Regions from separate parts of the Mus musculus genome. Here regions 1 and 3 are each linked to region 2. A link is a loop called in an ENCODE intact Hi-C map of the cell type or tissue named here. Cell type or tissue: heart. All regions are shown on one strand. Links, peaks and the distances in the headings refer to the core of each region. The heading gives the core; the rest is flanking DNA.

Evidence for each region. Hi-C counts contacts between places; a loop is a spot of excess contacts. Peaks named below come from ENCODE experiments on the same cell type or tissue, not always from the same donor. Only the 100,000 strongest peaks of a DNase experiment are listed, where the experiment ranks them.
Region 1: a loop joins it to region 2, with 2.2 times the contacts of the local background. A loop is called at or near these places in 1 of 42 quality-filtered maps.
Region 3: a loop joins it to region 2, with 5 times the contacts of the local background. A loop is called at or near these places in 1 of 42 quality-filtered maps.

What each region holds. Positions count from the first base shown.
Region 1 is chr5:140,641,879-140,647,319 of GRCm38, forward strand. All of the region lies in intron 1 of Ttyh3 (tweety family member 3), which reads right to left. Among named protein-coding and RNA genes, the nearest start is that of Ttyh3, 4.4 kb to the right of the region's middle. In heart, for the core only: a CTCF peak has its summit at 2,544 (motif pointing left); DNase peaks (open chromatin) are centred at 3,063 and 4,515; H3K4me3 peaks cover 679 bases; H3K27ac peaks cover 1,740 bases.
Region 2 is chr5:140,826,973-140,832,413 of GRCm38, forward strand. Gna12 (guanine nucleotide binding protein, alpha 12) reads right to left here and starts at 3,459. Exons shown (of 4, transcript NM_010302.2): 1 at 3,022-3,459. The coding sequence starts at 3,324. In heart, for the core only: a CTCF peak has its summit at 2,516; DNase peaks (open chromatin) are centred at 1,109, 2,339, 2,999 and 3,639; H3K4me3 peaks cover 3,020 bases; H3K27ac peaks cover 2,378 bases.
Region 3 is chr5:140,416,013-140,421,453 of GRCm38, forward strand. Eif3b (eukaryotic translation initiation factor 3, subunit B) reads left to right here and starts at 3,293. Exons shown (of 19, transcript NM_133916.2): 1 at 3,293-3,814. The coding sequence starts at 3,349. In heart, for the core only: a CTCF peak has its summit at 2,729; DNase peaks (open chromatin) are centred at 2,729, 2,999 and 3,309; H3K4me3 peaks cover 3,117 bases; H3K27ac peaks cover 2,551 bases.

The DNA of each region.
Region 1 (5,441 bases), core at 1,008-5,007, 180 kb before region 2:
CCCTGAGATTTTAAGTTGAAGTACCCAGAGCTATGCAGTCATACACTAGTGTCCCTTGGGCCTCATTCTAGAAGCATCCACTGTCAGATATGCTGAACCTCAGCTCGGGGAACCCTCAGGAAAATGTTCCTGTGTCCCCATCTCCAGCAAGGCAAGTGGCTCCCAGCCCTGTGACACAGTTCTCAGGATGCCCATCAGAGCTTCTCTGTTCTGGGCTGCAGCAGCCACCCAACCTGGACCAAAGACATCAGAAACCACTAATAGATATGTGTACCCCAGTTTGACAGAGCTATACAAGGGACTTCAAATCCAGTATAGTCTGGCCTACATGGTCACATGTCCAATCCCTCACTGACCATGTGAGGTACTTCCCATCTCCCCGACCCCAAAGCCCTGGCCCCATGGCAAGGTTCCTCTTTTAGGCCTTCCCGGAACTGCCTGTGGGTGAGGGGAGGGGTGCATGCAGGCAGGGGAACCCACAGTGGCTCCAAAACTGAGTCCAGAAAGAGAGGCCAGGAGCCCCAATCCATGTGTCCATCCCCAGGGCCTCTGCCTCGAGAAGACAAGAATGTCCAACTCCAATACTACTTGGGGAAGGTGGGGGGGGGGCAGAAAAGAGTTTAAAAATGAACAATATAAGCCCTTTGAGCAAGGCAGTTGGCACCTAGGGGTCAGGGCAACAGGGCACACAGCTCCCCCAGAGTATGACCAAGAGCTCCAGGTAGTGGCCAAATGACCTAGCATGGGCCCCAGGTAGCAGGGTGCCACACTGGGTGAGGCAGGAGAGGGGAGCAGGAGGAAAGGGTTGGCAGAGGGTCTCATGGCCAGCTGAGCCTAGGGGGAAGCCAGGGGGAGCAGCAACTCTGGAGAAAGCTCAGAATGGCTTTGGGGAAATCTGACCCCAACCTCTACCCAGGAACCGTTGGATTTGATTTTTGTGTTTGTCGGTAGACAGGGTCACACATAGCCCCGGTTAGCCTCAAACTTCCTATGTAGGGGAGGGTAGCCTCGGCTTCACAACCCACTGCCTCTACCTCTAAGTGCCCGGATTACAGGTGTGCACCACTGCCCTGGTTTATGCAGGGTTGAACTTTGTTACGGGCTAGGCAAATGCACTACCAAGTCAGTAAGCTACAAAACACAATTTGCTGTTTTAGTGTTATTACTATATTTAAATTCATTGTGTGTGTGTGTGTAGCCATGGATGCCACTGTACACTGTGGAAGATGGAGGGCAACCTTGTGAGGCTGGCCTTTCCCTCCCCTTTATGAGGGACCTGGGGTCTGAATTCAAGTCTTCAGGCTGTGCACCAAGTGCTTCACTGAGCCATCTCAACAGTCCCTTTTCTTGCTTTTGTGACAGGATAGGTAGCCATGCTGGCCTCAAACTCATGAAATTTCTGCCTCAGCCTCCCAAGTGCTAGGACTATCGGTACCTGCCACCTACACCTCCCTAGCAGAGGCCTTCTTCATGTATTCTTCCGAGACAGGATTTCTCTGTATAACCCTGGCTGTCCTGAACTCAACCAGGCTGGCCTTGAACTCAGAGATCCACCTGCCTCTGGGATTAAAGGCGTGTGCCACCACTGCCTGGCTAGAAGCCTTCTTAAAGCTGCTTCTTGGGACTTCTTGGGGGGGGGGGGGCAAGACTGCATGGCCAGAGATGGCTACGGTGCTGATCATGGTACTGTCAGAGGCTCCTATAGCTGCAGCCATGGCAGAGCTGAACACATGGCCTGAACAAACAGCCCAGCATTTTCCAGATCTAGGCGGTGTGGCCTTGGCCACCCACCCTGAATAGAGAGGGTGCTATGGTCCAGGGTCACAGTTTCACCATCCCTGGCCATAAGTAACTGCTGATTCAGTTCATGATACTCGCCTGGGACTCAGTAATCGACCCCAATGCACAAACATGCACAGCCAAGTGGGTCTGGTAGGGACTTGCCCCTGTTCCTTGTACCATCATCTTCCACCCAGGGTTTGTTCTAGAAGCTTCCACCCAGCTCTAGTCTTGGGGGGGAGAGCAGAGTGGCGGTGTAGAAGGGGTCTGAGTGGGGCTTTTTCTCTCTTGCAACTTCAGAGCTCTGGTTGGCACTATGAGACGCTGGGAAGCACCCAGAAGTACTGAGTCTGAACAAAGGCCGGAGATGTAGCTCTGTTGGTAGAACACTTGCCTGGAATGCACGAAGCTCTGGGTTCCATCTACAGGGCCACTGCTCCACCCAGGGGGTGCTCTAGAAGACTCCACTTAGCTCCAGAGGGGGTCGAGTATCATGGGGTAGTGAGCAGTGGAGACAGCTCGTCCTTAACATCCTGGGTTTAAGGACGGCCCTTAGGCCCTTACATGAGATGGCTCAGTGGGTACAAGGCTCCTGAATAACAACTTGAGTTCAGATATCCAGGGCTGGAGAGATGGCTCAGTGGTTAAGAGCACCGACTGCTCTTCCAGAGGTCCTGAGTTCAAATCCCAGCAACCACATGGTGGCTCACAACCATGTGTAATGGGATCTGGCGCCCTCTTCTGGTTTGTCTGGAGTTCAGACATCCAGAACGGAGATAAAGTTGAATTTGGTGGTGTGCATCTGAAATCCCAGCACTCCTGTGGAGAGTGAGATGGGAGGCAGAGGCAGGAGAATTCCCGGAAGCTTGCCAGCCAGCTAGCCTGGCACATGCATGGGCAAAGGACAAGAGACTCCTACCTCAAACAAGGCGCAAGGACAGGAATGTACACACACACTGAATATGCACACTTACATATCATACACACACCACACGACACACACAAAATCCAAAAACAAAGCAAACAATTTTTAAAAACAAGACAACGCTTGGGGTGTGCCTCAGAGGCAGACCACGTGCCTAGCATACACCAGGCTCTGGGTTTGATCTCCAGGATTGGGGTGGGGGTTGGGGAGGAAGGAAAAGACGAAAGAAACATGGCAGTATGCAACACAAGTCGGATTTCAAGTGGCGTCATCCCCAAAAATGCAAGCGCGTGGACGGACTCCAGCTGGGTGGCTCCTTTATCTTCGCATGGTCGCTCCCCCCGCACCCCCCCCCCAGTGTCCCACAGATGCGCACTGCCTGTGTAAGCTGGAAGCAGGCGATAAGGCTGCTTTTTCAGACAGAGCTCATTTCCTGAGTAGTCGGGAGGATGACAATGAAGCCAGCCCTGCCCAGAGGACACAGCCAGGCTGCCAACCTGCTTGCCATGACGCTAACCTTGTGCACTGAGGGGCTCAGCTCTTATGAGCCAGCTGCAAGCTCTGGGAACAGATCTCTGGTCCCAAGGGCTATTCAATTAGAGCTTAAATAGTGGCCTGTGACACAGGGTGCCCAGTGCCTCCTAGGCAGCATGGCCCCCTGTGCCATTCGGACAGAGGGTCTCTGGGATGACACACCTGGGCTTCTCCGCCTCACGCCTTTGCCTACTTTGTTCCCGTTATTTAGGGCTCTTTCTCAGGCCCTGACTACACCGCCTAGGTCCCTCCCTCCCTTTTAATTGATGTTGCAGCAGATCAAACCCAGAGCTAGGCAAGTGCTAAGCTGCATTCTCTACCCCCACCCTACATCCCCCTTTTACAAGATAGGATCTGCTAAATTGCTGGGTTTGAACTCATTCTGCAGGCCTGGATGGCCTTGAACTTGACTACTGAGTAGCTGGGATGACAGGTTTGCACCGCCATGCCTGGCTTCCCGTAAGTCTTATCGGGCATCTGAGCCTCAGGACTGATGGGAAATGGTCCCACAGGCTGGCTAAATAGCAGGCAAATGCTACCAGCTATCTGGATGGCTAGTGTGCTGCTGGCCCTCTGTATACCAGGGCTGGGCTGGTGCACAGTGAGTCAGAGAGAAAGCTGGAGAGCCCCAAACCTAGGCTGGTAGTTTCCATGGCAGGCTAGGTAGTATCTCCTCCAGGAAGCCTTCTCGGACTGCCAAGCCCCAGAGCCTCTTCTCTTGACCCCATCATTAGCAATAACAGCTCTCCATCAGCAAACATCTCTGGGCCTGCCTTGAACTGATAGAGACCATGAACCAGACATAGAGAAACTGGAAGCAAAGAACATGAATTGGATAGAAGCAGGTTCACGAGGGCTTATAGAGGATAAGTAAGGAGATATTTACCCACACCAGAATGAGGTCAGAAGGTGTCAATACTCTACTCTGAGAGGGGTCTGATGCCTAAGCCTAGGGACTACAGACAGCCAGAACCAAATGAAAATCAAAACACCAGTCAGGACAAGCTGGCTGTGGGCCATGTCAGGTCCCAGAGCCTCTGGGTCCCTTTGTGTCTACTGCTAGGAATTCACCTATCCACACAGATGCCTGCTGGGGACAGCCCAACTCTGGAGGAGCCTAACCAGGGGACTGCCTGGTAAGAAACCAGCATAGAACCAGACCAGACTGAAGAGCCCCTCCCATCATGAAGATGCCAAGAGCTTCCACCAGGTGAGTGACTCCGGGTGGTCCTTCCACTCAGCACTGTCACAGGCTTCTAAGAGGGGACCGACCATGCTCGGAGACACTCAGTTCTAACACTACAGTGTGCGACCTCCCACCATCTCCTGGGTAAAAGCTGCACGGCGTGCTGATGCTCCATGCTGGTTTTACATACATACACTGGTTCTGGACTGGTTTCTCACCAGTCCAGGTAGCAGCAGGGTCTGAGATACCCTTGCAAGAGCCAGCCCACCCCTGCTGTGGGGTCCAGGAGGTATGGGTAAAAGGTCTCCCCCAATGCTCCCTGACTGAGGCTAAGCCTTAGGGTGTACAACACAGACAGCTGCATAGCCCTGCGTGAAAGGAGGCAAGAACAGGCAGCTCTACACAGGGCCTGACTGGGAGTCTAATTGTGGGTTCCATCAGGCTCCAGACATTGGGCCATGAGTGTAAAAGAGAGCAAAAGACAAGTCTGGTATCCCCAGGCTGGGAGACGCAGCAGCTTTCTTCCCTAGAGGGACACAGTTCAGGTATGGTGGATTACAGAGAGGGTACCCTAGGACAGGACAGCCATCCCGACATGCATGTATACACAACTACACATGGAGTTAGCAATACCTCACCAGGGAAGATGGGATGGAGCCTGTGAGAAACCATTATCCACCCGCCCATCCAGAATGGGGACTCCTGACTTTCTCCCCACAGGCGACCCTGCAAAACCATCAGTCCCAATTTCAAGATGAAGTGACGAAGCTCAGAGACCCTGAGCGGTTGCCTACAGCATCAGCTCAGAGGGCAGGGGCACCATGCACATCCATAGCCCTGGCTTCGGGAGCGGAGGCGGCGGGGGATGGAGCCAGGCTGGGTTCCACACCGTGAATTATTCAGTGGCTAATTCTGCTCCTGGGAGAGGAGGCAGGAGGGAGCGTGAGTCAGAGGCCTCCCACAGTGGAGCAGCAAAAGCAGGCAGGACCAGGCTCAACTGGGGCCACAGAGCTGCGG
Region 2 (5,441 bases), core at 791-4,790:
AGCCAGCAGAGGTGAGCAGTGTCCTGTTTCCTGCGATCCACTGATCCACTCTCAGGCTCTGCCTGCCTCCCCAGGAGTCCTGCTGACATTGAGAACATCCAGACAACAAGAGGGACAATAGCTAAGGGGCAGTGTAAGAACACAATCAACAAGAGCCAGGCAACATGGCATCACCAGAGACCAGTTACCCTGCTACAGCAAGCCCTGGATATCCTAACATAGCCAAAGTACAAGATGACCTTAAATCCAATCTTATAAAGATGATAGAGGCCTATAGAGAGGAGATATATAAATCCCTTAAGGAGAATACAATCAAACCGGTGAAGGAAACGAATAAAACTGTCCAAGACCTGAGAATGGGACTAGAAGCAATAAAGACAACACAAACTGAGGGAGTCCTGGAGATGGAAGGACTCAGGAAGAGGTTTTATGTCAAAAAAAGCAAGCTAAATCTAAAAAGTTCATGGCACAAAACACCCAAGAAATCTGGGACAGGATGAAAGGACCAAATTTAAGAATAATAGGAACAGAAGGAGAAGATTTCCAACTACAAGACCCAGACGATATTTTCAACAAAATCATAGAGGAAGCCAGGAAAAGGGGATGCTGATGAGCACAGGAAGCCAGGAAAAGGGGATGCTGATGAGCACAGGAAGGAGACTGACTTCTCTAAAACGCACTTAATAGAGCAAAGTAGACTTGAGATCTATGTTCCCAAATAGTTTTTCTGCCTCCCAAGCTGAAAGAAACTGAGCCCTCCAAGCCTACCTGGCTCTGGGGTTCAGAAAAGCAGCAAAAATAAAACCAGGCTCCTTAAAGGAGATGCTGGAAAACAGGCCTTGAGTGACAGTCAAGTTTTACAAAATCCTTGAAGATGCCGGGAATTCTGAACAATATACCCATCCCTTTAAGGTTTGCATTAATGTTTATGAAGCACTTGGCCAGAACCCCTTGCTTCCCCGAGGCTCTCTCTGGAAGGTGAAAAGTGTGTGATTTTTCCTTCATAAGATTTTTTCCCCATCTTGAACCCAGAGGAGCTACTTGTATTAAAATGAAACATTTAGTAACAAACATGTTGAGTGTGGGAGTGTTGGCCCGGAAGTCTGGCTCCCAGGATCCCAGCCCAACCGCCCTACACCAAGGTTTCTCAAGGCCGAACTGAAAGACGTGTCCCAGATGGGCTTCTGCGTCCCCTTGCTAACTTAAAAAAAAAAAACCAAGGCCCTGTAAAAATCTAGTTTCGAGGGTAGCTTTTCTGATAAGACAAACCTCTCTACCTGCTTGAAACCGTGTTCCTCAGACCTGTCCCCCCACCCCCCAAAAAACCAGGGGCTTGGAAAGAATCAAGAAGAAAAAGAGAGATGAGAAACTTGACGAGGAAGCTAATCTAGGTGCAGAATAGACTCTGTGTCTAGACTTTTGCTACATCTTATTCCAATGTTGAGACAGGCTCTCACATAGTCCTGGCTAGCCTCAAACCGTCCATGCAGCTAAGCCTTGAACTTAAATCCTCCTGCCTCTACCTCCACAGTGCAGGAGAATCTCAAAATGCAGGAGAATGCTACCTTGACCAGTTTATCCCACACTCAACCCAGGGCCTTATGCACATTGGAAGAGACTTACAGAGCTACAGGCCCAGTTCTCCACAACTTTCTTTTTGACCCTTCTGCAAAGACTCACTGTATTAACACTGATCCTAGACTCTGTCAACATGACTGTTTCTTTCACATATACGGCACAGAATATAAAAGGCACAAGGGACAGGACCTTGAGTTCATTACCACATGAGGATTATTGCATCTAGTTCAAACAGACAAAACAACTATGCAACAATGAAGGACACGTGGACCCTGAATGACATGAGAAGGCTTCTGGAAGGTTCTTTGTTTTTGTGTTTTGCAGTGTAGAGGTTGGACGCCTTGGGCTTGTACTTGCTAGACTGGTGCTTTCCCACTGAACCATATTCCTAGTCTAATTTTTTTTTTCCTCTTCCTTTTTTTAGTTCTATAATGGTCCTGTACATATGCTTTTAAAGCAGGTTTAGTGTCACATACCAAGATGTTTTCTAATACAACTATATATCTTGGATTAACTTGGAGACTGGGGTCGGGGTGAGGCCGGGGGTACAGGTAGGGAGGTGGTTAGGGACGAACACGATTGGCACAGAACTGACCCTTGTTTCAATGCTGGGTAGTGGGTGTCTCGAAGCTCCTTCTAACATCTCACCTAACTTGGTGTGTATGTTAAATCACCATACTAAAAGGTTTAAAGAACAAAGTATGGGTGGCACATGCCTGTAATCCTACCACTGGGGAGACGGGTCAGAAGGATAAGGAGTTTAAGGTCAGCCTTGTCTACATGGCAAGGCCAGCCTGGGCTTCATGACTCCCTATCTCAAAAATACAAACACTGGCAACTTAGTCTAGTTAGTAATGTCCTCCCTAGCACGCATGAAGTTCTGGATTCAATCCCAGCACTACACGAACAAAGTATGGTGACACAGCGCCCTCCTCCTCTGTAATTCCAGGATTTGAGAAGTTGAGGAGAGAAAGGATCAGGAGTTCAAGGTCATTCTTAGCTACAGAGTGAGTTCAAGGCCAGTCTGGGGTATATGATATAATGTGTGTGTGTGTGTGTGGTGGGGGGAATAAAATGGTCAATTCTCATTTACAAATAAAAAACGAAGGCTGATGTCCTCCAACCTACACTATAAACTTTGCATGCTGGAGGGACAGGGAGAGTTGGCGACCCTCAATCCACGTGTCCAGCCCTAACACCCTATTTGTAACCCAAGTCCCTGAGAGTGGTCCAGCTTGCATTCCCACGGTCCCCAAGCGTCCAGGGCTCTGCAAATCTATCGCGCCCCTGGGAGGTCACGGGAGTAACCCCAACTGCATTGCTTGAGGTCCCTATTGGAAGGGAGGGGCGCCGGGTGGCAGGGTCGCGGGTCCGTGGAGAACAAAGGGGGCGGGGCCCGCGCGCCACCTGGACCAGGTGTGTGTGGGCGGGGCCGCGCGTCACCTTAAGGATGTTGTCGAAGATGGTGTCGCGGAACTCCAGCAGCGCCTTCTGGTCGAACTCCCGGCCGTGGATGATGCGCATCTGCTTGAGGAAGGTGGACTTGCCGCTCTCGCCGGCGCCCAGCAGCAGGATCTTGACCAGCCGCCGCACCGCGCGCCGCTCGCGGGCCAGCAGCGCGTCGATGTCGCGGCTGCGCCGTCGGGCCTCGCGCTCCGCGTCGCGCGCCGCGCCCGCCCTGCGCTCGCGGGCTCCGGCCTCGGCCGGCAGCAAGCAGCGGCTAAGGGTCCGCACCACCCCGGACATGGCCGCCCTCAGGCCGCGGCCGCGCCCCGCTGGGGCCCGCGCGCCATGGACGCCCCTCAGCCGGCGCGGCCCTGCCGGGCCAGGCGCCGCCCCGCCCGCCGCTCCCTCAGGCTGCGTCCGCCGCCGCCGCCCCGAGGCCCTCACTCGCCGGGCCGGCTGAGGGGCGGAGGGGAAGGCGCGGAGGGCGGGGCGGCGCCGCGCAGAAACTCTTTTATTGGTTGGGAAGTCTTCTATCTTGGGCAGCGCGCTTTTTTACTGGACAAGCGTGCCTTGGAGGAGGCGGGCACTCCTGTGGTCCTTGGGGCGGAGCCGGTGCCGAAAAAGGCGGGATCTTTTCGATGAGGGAGCTTCTTATTGGACTGCTGAGCAAACTTCTTTCTTTCAGAATGAAAGGGAGGTGGGGCCATTGAGGAGGAGGAGCTGAAGCCCTTCGCAACCAATTAGAAGTGCTCTGATCGTTTGTCAGTCACAATAACTACGCTTGGGATTGGAAGTTGTGGGAAATGGGGCGAGGCCAAAAGTGCCAGGTGTACAGAGTGACTCTCTGCCTTGATTCCCAGGTTGGTCCGGCTGTGAGCCCAAGATGTGGCTGCAAAGTTGGGAAATAGCGATGAGGTCCTCCTGCTCTTAAGTTTAGGGAGAAAGCTCAGTCGTTTTCCTTCCAAAAACATTGAAGCAGGGTGGGTCATCATTTTCAAACAAAAGCTGCTTTGAGTGTTACATGGGCCCCAAATAAGGAGAAAACAAACAAACAAAATTATTGTATGGGTCTCCCTAGGCACTTTCTTAAAATATGATTAAGGGGAGATGGTTCAGTGGGAAAGAACTGTGAAAGTGTGAGGACATGAGTTCAAATTTCCAGTTGTGCCTGTAACCCCACCTCTCAAAACCCAAGATAAGACCAATTCCAGTAACTTGCTGTGCAGCTATCCTAGCCCCAATGATAAGCTTAAGGTTCAGTGAGAGAAGCTGTTTGAAACGTTACAGAGGGGAGGCAGTTGAGCGACTTCTTGGCCTTTGTATGTATGTGCACTGGCGCGCGCACACACACACACACACACACACACACTTGCACACACATGCACGAGCGCGCACACACACATCTGTGTTTGTCATAATCACTCAGGCAGTTTGATGTGGAATAGTGGTCTGAAGTGTGGTGTCTGAAGGGTGTTGGTGCTGCATGGAGAATCATTACAGAAGCAAGAGAATTGAGATGAGTTTGAAGCCAGCCAGGGCTACATAGTAACTCTCTCACCATCTTGGCTAGAGATGATGTTGCAAGAGGAGGTCAAGCTTGTGTGATATAATCCCAGTATTGAGAGAGCCCGAGACAGGAAAATATGGAATTTGAGGCCAGCCTGGACTAAAGCTTGACTCTGTCTCAAAATGTTTTTTTTCAATATGTGTACCTGTTCCATATCCCACTTTCTATTACAAACAGAAGACAACCTTTGGTGTTGGCCCTTGCCTTCCACCTTGTGTGAGGCAGGGTTTCTTATTGTTTGCCATTGCATATGCTGGGGTAGCTGGCTCAGAAACTGAAGATAGCCCATCTCTACTTCCCATCTTGCTTGGAGTACAGATGCCTGCTACTGCGTCTGGCTGTGTGTGGATTCTAGCGAATCTGAACACAGGTCCTCACTCCTTTGAAGCCAATGCTGTACCCACTAAGGGATCACCCCAGCTCACGGTTTATTGTCTTTTAAGAGAGGTCTCATTTATCTCAGGCTGGGAAAATTACAGCCAAGGATGACTTTAAACTCCTGATCTTCCCGCCTTTGCTTCCTAAATGCATGCCATGACACCTAAGAATATGTTTCTAAGACAGAAAATGGGGGAATCTGAACCCATGGACTAGAGTTCAAACCTTATTCAGTTTTAAAAACCTAAATTAATTCACAGTTTTCGGCAAATGCTCCAGACATTTACAAATAACTTTATAAATAGCTTGATGCTGGTGTTTATAGAATCATTAACTATTTTAAAGGGCCATTTAGCTTTTTTTTTTTAGTGACACATTGTGGTGTTTTATGGGAGAAATTATATACTGTTGATAGTATCTAATTTGGGACTTTGACAAGGGTTCTGGCCATATCCTTCACATTTGCTAAAAG
Region 3 (5,441 bases), core at 1,008-5,007, 410 kb before region 2:
TCTCAGAGGCCAGAGGAAGGATGCTTTGGAGATGAGGTTACAGGTGTTTGTCACCCTCTTTGTGTCCATTGGGATCTCATTTCTGGTTCTCAGGATTAAGCATCAAGTGTTCTTTACTGTTGAGTTCTCTATATAGAGCTTAGTAGATTTTAGTGGAACTTAGCAGGCTGCCAGCGATGTAGTTAGAAGGAGGTCCTGCTTGCTACCCAAGCACAACTCTGGCTTCAGAACGTACCATTCATTCAGCTAGGACTGTTTCAAGCAGCCTGGCTTCCCCCTGCCCCCCACCTCCCACCCCCCCCTGGCCAATTTATTTATTATATATCAGATCTCATTACAGATGGTTGTGAGCAATCATGTGGTTTCTGGGATTTGAACTCAGGACCTCTGGAAGAGCAGTCAGTGTTCTTAACCGCTGAGCCATATCTCTAGCCTAAGCAGCTTGTCTTAACAAAGCAGGAACCTCAGCAGCCCAGCCGGTAATACAAGAGGACAGAGTGGAGCTCTGACAGGACAGTGGCAACTTGAATGCAGGTGAAGAGCTGCCGGGGACAGTTCTCGGGAAGCAGAGGTATGGAGGAAAAACCATAGAGACGTTACAGGCAAGGCTTTGAAGAGCTGAAGATGAAAGCCGTGGCTTGGTGACTGGAAGAGTTCCAGAGAGCTGCCAAGCTCTGAGAAGAGGTGCATCCAACCCTTTGACATCCAGACTTCACGCCTGAGAACTATGCAGTGGAGTTTAAAATAAAATTGCAAAACTATTTTTGAGTAAGTACACGAGTTTAGGCTGGGCTACACGCAAAACTATCCTTGGGCCTGGACAGGCTTGCAGGGTTATGAGTTCTGCTATTCAAGAGCTGGGACTCTTAAGCAGAGGCCTACCTGAAGCTAGAGAGTGATGCTAGACAGGCAATGGTGGTGCATGCCTTTAATCCAGAACTAGGGTAGAGGTAGGGGGATCTGAGGTCAGCCAGGTCTACAGAATGAGTACTAGGACAGCCATAGCTACACAGGGAAACTCTGTCTCAAGGAGAGACAGAGAAAGTGAGAAAGAGAATGGGAGAGCACTATCTTTGAGGAGCCATGGGTCTCAACACTCAGGGCTTGAGAGCCATAAAAGTACTTGGTGGAGGGTTACAGTGGATGCTTTGTGTGGGGCTCCTGGCAACCTAACCTAGAGAAGAAAGTCTGTTTCCCCAGCACCTACAGCCATGATAAGTCTCTGGCTTCTAGAACCCGGAGCCATAAGCCTTTCTCAAGATTTGGATCGAATCCAGACACTGGGGCTTTGGGCTCTCAAAGGTCTGGGCCTGCCAGTCCTAGAAGAGACACTAATTAAAAACTAAGTATCCTTTAGCCAGGCTGGTGCATGCCTTTAATCTTAGCACTCGGGAGGCAGAGGCAGGCGAGTTCGAGGCCAGCCTGGTCTACAAAGTGAGTTCCAGGACAGCTAGGGCTACACAGAGAAACCCTGTCTCTTAAAACAAAACAAACAAACAAAAAAAGTAAATTAATTTACTTAGTGGGTACCTAGCACATCAGCGCCCCTGGCCCCAGTCAGTTCTCTCCGTCTACAATATGAGTTTGCAGGATAGAACTCAATTGTCAGGATTAACAGCAAGAAATGATGAGTAGATCATAAATACTTCTGAGTAGATCATAAATACTCAGCCAGGGGCTGGTGAGATGGCTCAGTGGGTAAGAGCACCCGACTGCTCTTCCGAAGGTCTGAAGTTCAAATCCCAGCAACCACATGGTGGCTCACAGCCATCTGTAATGAAATCTGACCCCTCTTCTGGAGGGTCTGAAGACAGCTACAGTGTACTTACATGTAGTAAATAAATAAATAAATAAATCTTAAAAAAAAAAAAAACCTCAGCCAGCCCAGTACTAACTTATCCATCAGCCCGTGTTCACATGTTTTGTGGTTTAGTCTTTATATCGCACAGGCTGGCATGATCTTTCTGCCTCAGTCTCCCCAGTGCTGGGATTCCAAGTCTATGCTTCCTGGTCAACTAACAGGTCCTTTAAAAAAAAAAAAAAAGGAAAGTTTTGTTTGTTTTTTCTTAGGAATGATCTGGGACCAGAGAGGTGACTCAACTGTTTTTGTTGTTGTTTTGTCTTTTAAATTAGGCTCAACAGTTCAGAGCATTGCCTGCTCTTCTAGAGAGCCTGGGTTCTATTGCCAGCAACGACATGCGGTTCATAATTGTCTACTCTAAGTCCTGCGCGTGATACGATGCCTTCTTTCGGCCTCCGCTTGTACACGGTGCACAGACAGACTTGCTGGCAGAACACTGATACGCATAAAAAAAAATTCGAGTTAAGAGATGGTTGTAAACTACCATATGGGTACTGAGAGCGAAACTTGTGTTCTTAAGCTCTTAGTCCCCTCAACTAGTTCTTATTAAGATTTTCGAAACTTTGAACTGGAAGTATCAAAAATCTTGACTATCTTTTCAAGCAAACCACTCTTGGGGTCCCCCTGGTCACTCCACGAAGGTTCCGTCCCGTCCACCCCACGCTGGCCCACGTGATCGCGCTCTCCCGCGCGTGAAGACCGCAGTCACCGGCAGACAGAATCACAGTGACTTTCACGTCTGGGGCCAACGCTAAATTGCGAGCCGCTGCAGTGAGGATGGCCATTGAGATTAAAGCCGCTCATCACACGACTCTGCATTGTGCGGGCAGTCATTCTTGTGTGTGTTGGCGGCCCCTGGTTGTCGGCGAGCTCCTCGCGTAATTTTGGAACCCTTCGTTCTTTTGCCCCGTCAGTGGACCGGTCTAAAATGCAAGACCTTACGGGGGAGCGAAGCCAGTCATGTCAGTCAAGCAGTCTGTCTGATTAAAAGCAAAGCTTACAAAGAATCATGTGTGGAGCTTTCAGTTGTCTTGGCATTATTTTATGGTCACATATTTTGTCTTCATACAGTTACGCGTGTTAATCATTTGAGAATCCACTTGATGCTCCCCAGATAGTACAGTCCTTCCCCGTAGCGCCCGCTGGGAGAGGCAAAGGAACTTCTACCATCTTGGACGCAACTATTTCTTAGCTAGAATGGGGGAGCCACATATCCTTGTGAATTTATTTGCTACCTTAAAAAACCTTTTGGGCTATAAATAAACTTGCATATCTTGAAACTTATTATTTTAATTGTTTCTAGATTTTTATGCATATCTGAGTTTTCTCGGGCTGATCGTGAGGAATGAGGGCGTGGGTGTCTCCCCCGAGCCACATCTTGGTACGATCCCATCGCTGCACGCACATGGCTCCGCGCTAGCGGCGCGCGGTGACTTCTGGGAGTCGGAAGCAGGGCGGCCGAGCCGGGTGAGAAGCAGCGCGGGCCCATGCAGGACGCTGAGAACGTGGCGGTGCCCGAGGCGGCCGAGGAGCGGGCTGAGCCCGCGAGGCAGCAGCCGGCCTCCGAGTCGCCGCCGACGGACGAGGCGGCAGGGTCTGGGGGGTCCGAAGTGGGGCAGACGGAAGACGCCGAAGAAGACGCCGAGGCCGGACCGGAGCCCGAAGTGAGGGCCAAGCCGGCGGCCCAATCCGAAGAGGAAACGGCGACGAGTCCGGCCGCCTCGCCCACGCCGCAGTCGGCGGAGCGGTCCCCGTCGCAGGAGCCCTCTGCTCCCGGGAAGGCAGAGGCCGTTGGCGAGCAGGCCCGGGGGCACCCCTCGGCTGGAGCGGAGGAGGAGGGCGGGTCTGATGGGAGCGCGGCTGAGGCGGAGCCGCGGGCTCTGGAGAACGGAGAGGCAGATGAGCCCTCCTTCAGCGACCCCGAGGATTTCGTAGACGACGTGAGCGAGGAAGGTAAGGGCGATCGTGTCCCCGGCCAGGGCGCGAGGTCTCCCGGTTACAACGATCTTGTTTCCTCTACAGTGGGGGACCATTTGGGGAGTCCGTTTCTGCGGCAAGCCCTTGCACCTGGGGGTTGGTGGAGGGCAGGACGAACAGGACTATCTGGGGGCATTCCAGTTTCCTGGCCAAGGGTTTCCAGGGTTGACCAGTTGCTGTGTTCCCAATGGTTTCCGTAGTAAGGCATTGCCATCGGACCCAAGCACATTACCAACCTGCTTCCTTTTACTAGGTCGGTACCCTGGACCATTGCTTTTTCACATTGTTCGTTTGGCCGCTTACTTCATGATTTCTTCTATGGTGACTGGCTTTTTAAAGGCATTGTTTCTGTCTACCTGCACAGGAGCCAGATTCCTAAAATCTTTTTTGACAGTTGATAGCATGTGTTCCTCTGCCGTTTCAACTTCACTTGAGCCAGTTCCTTCATGTGTTGGTGTGGCTAATACCAAGGGCCAAAGGGCCTAAGAACACCACTTTTTTTTTTTTTTTTTTAAACGAGACAGGGCCTCTCTATGTAGTTCAGGCTGAAATTGAACTCTTGGTTCTTCTCAGTTTTCACGGTGCTGGTCCTACAGACATGTACTCCCAAACAATTGCTTTTGAACTACCATGAAAATTCAGCGCCCCAATATAGTTGTCAACTTAGAACTTACAATATTTCAAGAGGTCGTCATTTGATGTCACCATTGTTTGACTTAATCCTTTTGTATGTTTGTGGGGGTTGTTTTGTTTTGTTGTGAAACAGGGTCTGGCATGGTCCAGGCTGGCCAGCTCTTTATGAAGCTGAAGCTGTCTTTGATCCCCATCCTTCTGCCTCCACTTTCAGATTGCCAGGATTTGAGATGTGAGTCACCATGCCTGGCTTATTTCTTGAAAGATGGCTAAGAGTGAGAAGCCGATAAACTAATGTGAGGAATCTATAGGCTCCAGCCTTGAGGACGTTTATCTGGGTAGAGCAGGTTTCTGGGTTCCCACTCTCGCCCGACTCCAGTGCTTGCTAATGTACCTGTTTTCCCCATGTTAGAGCCTAAGCTTTGACTTTGAAGCTCCTTTTGAATCCTTGGTTCCTTTGGCTATTTTGGGTCTGGGCTGTCCCTGTCACTTCATGGTTTCAGACAGGACCTCACCATTTGGCTGGGCCAGCAGGCCACGTAGGTCCTTGTACTTTTCTAGCACTGGGAATGCGGCTCCGTGCCCCTCCAGCTTTTTTGAGTTGGGTGCTAGCCTACAGGAGTGATCTTACCTCAAGTCCTGCTGCTCGCCCAACAAGCGTCTTTTGAGCTAAACCATTTGCCCATAGGCACTACCAGCATCTTTTCCCCTTTTCAAAGGTCTGTTTTGTTTTGTTTATTTGTTTTTAATTGAAATTTTGCACAGGATCATTTTGCCCGTGTGTCTAGTGCCCATGGAGGCCATTGGATGGCTCTCTTAGAACTGGAGTTTGAATTAGAATTGGTTGTAAGTACTGGGAAGAAAATGGGTCAGTCTACTGCAAGATGAGTATTTAAAGAATATTTGAACCCGTTTAATTCACAGATTCCAGTATGTATATTATTTCCAGAATTGGGGATTATAGGAGTCA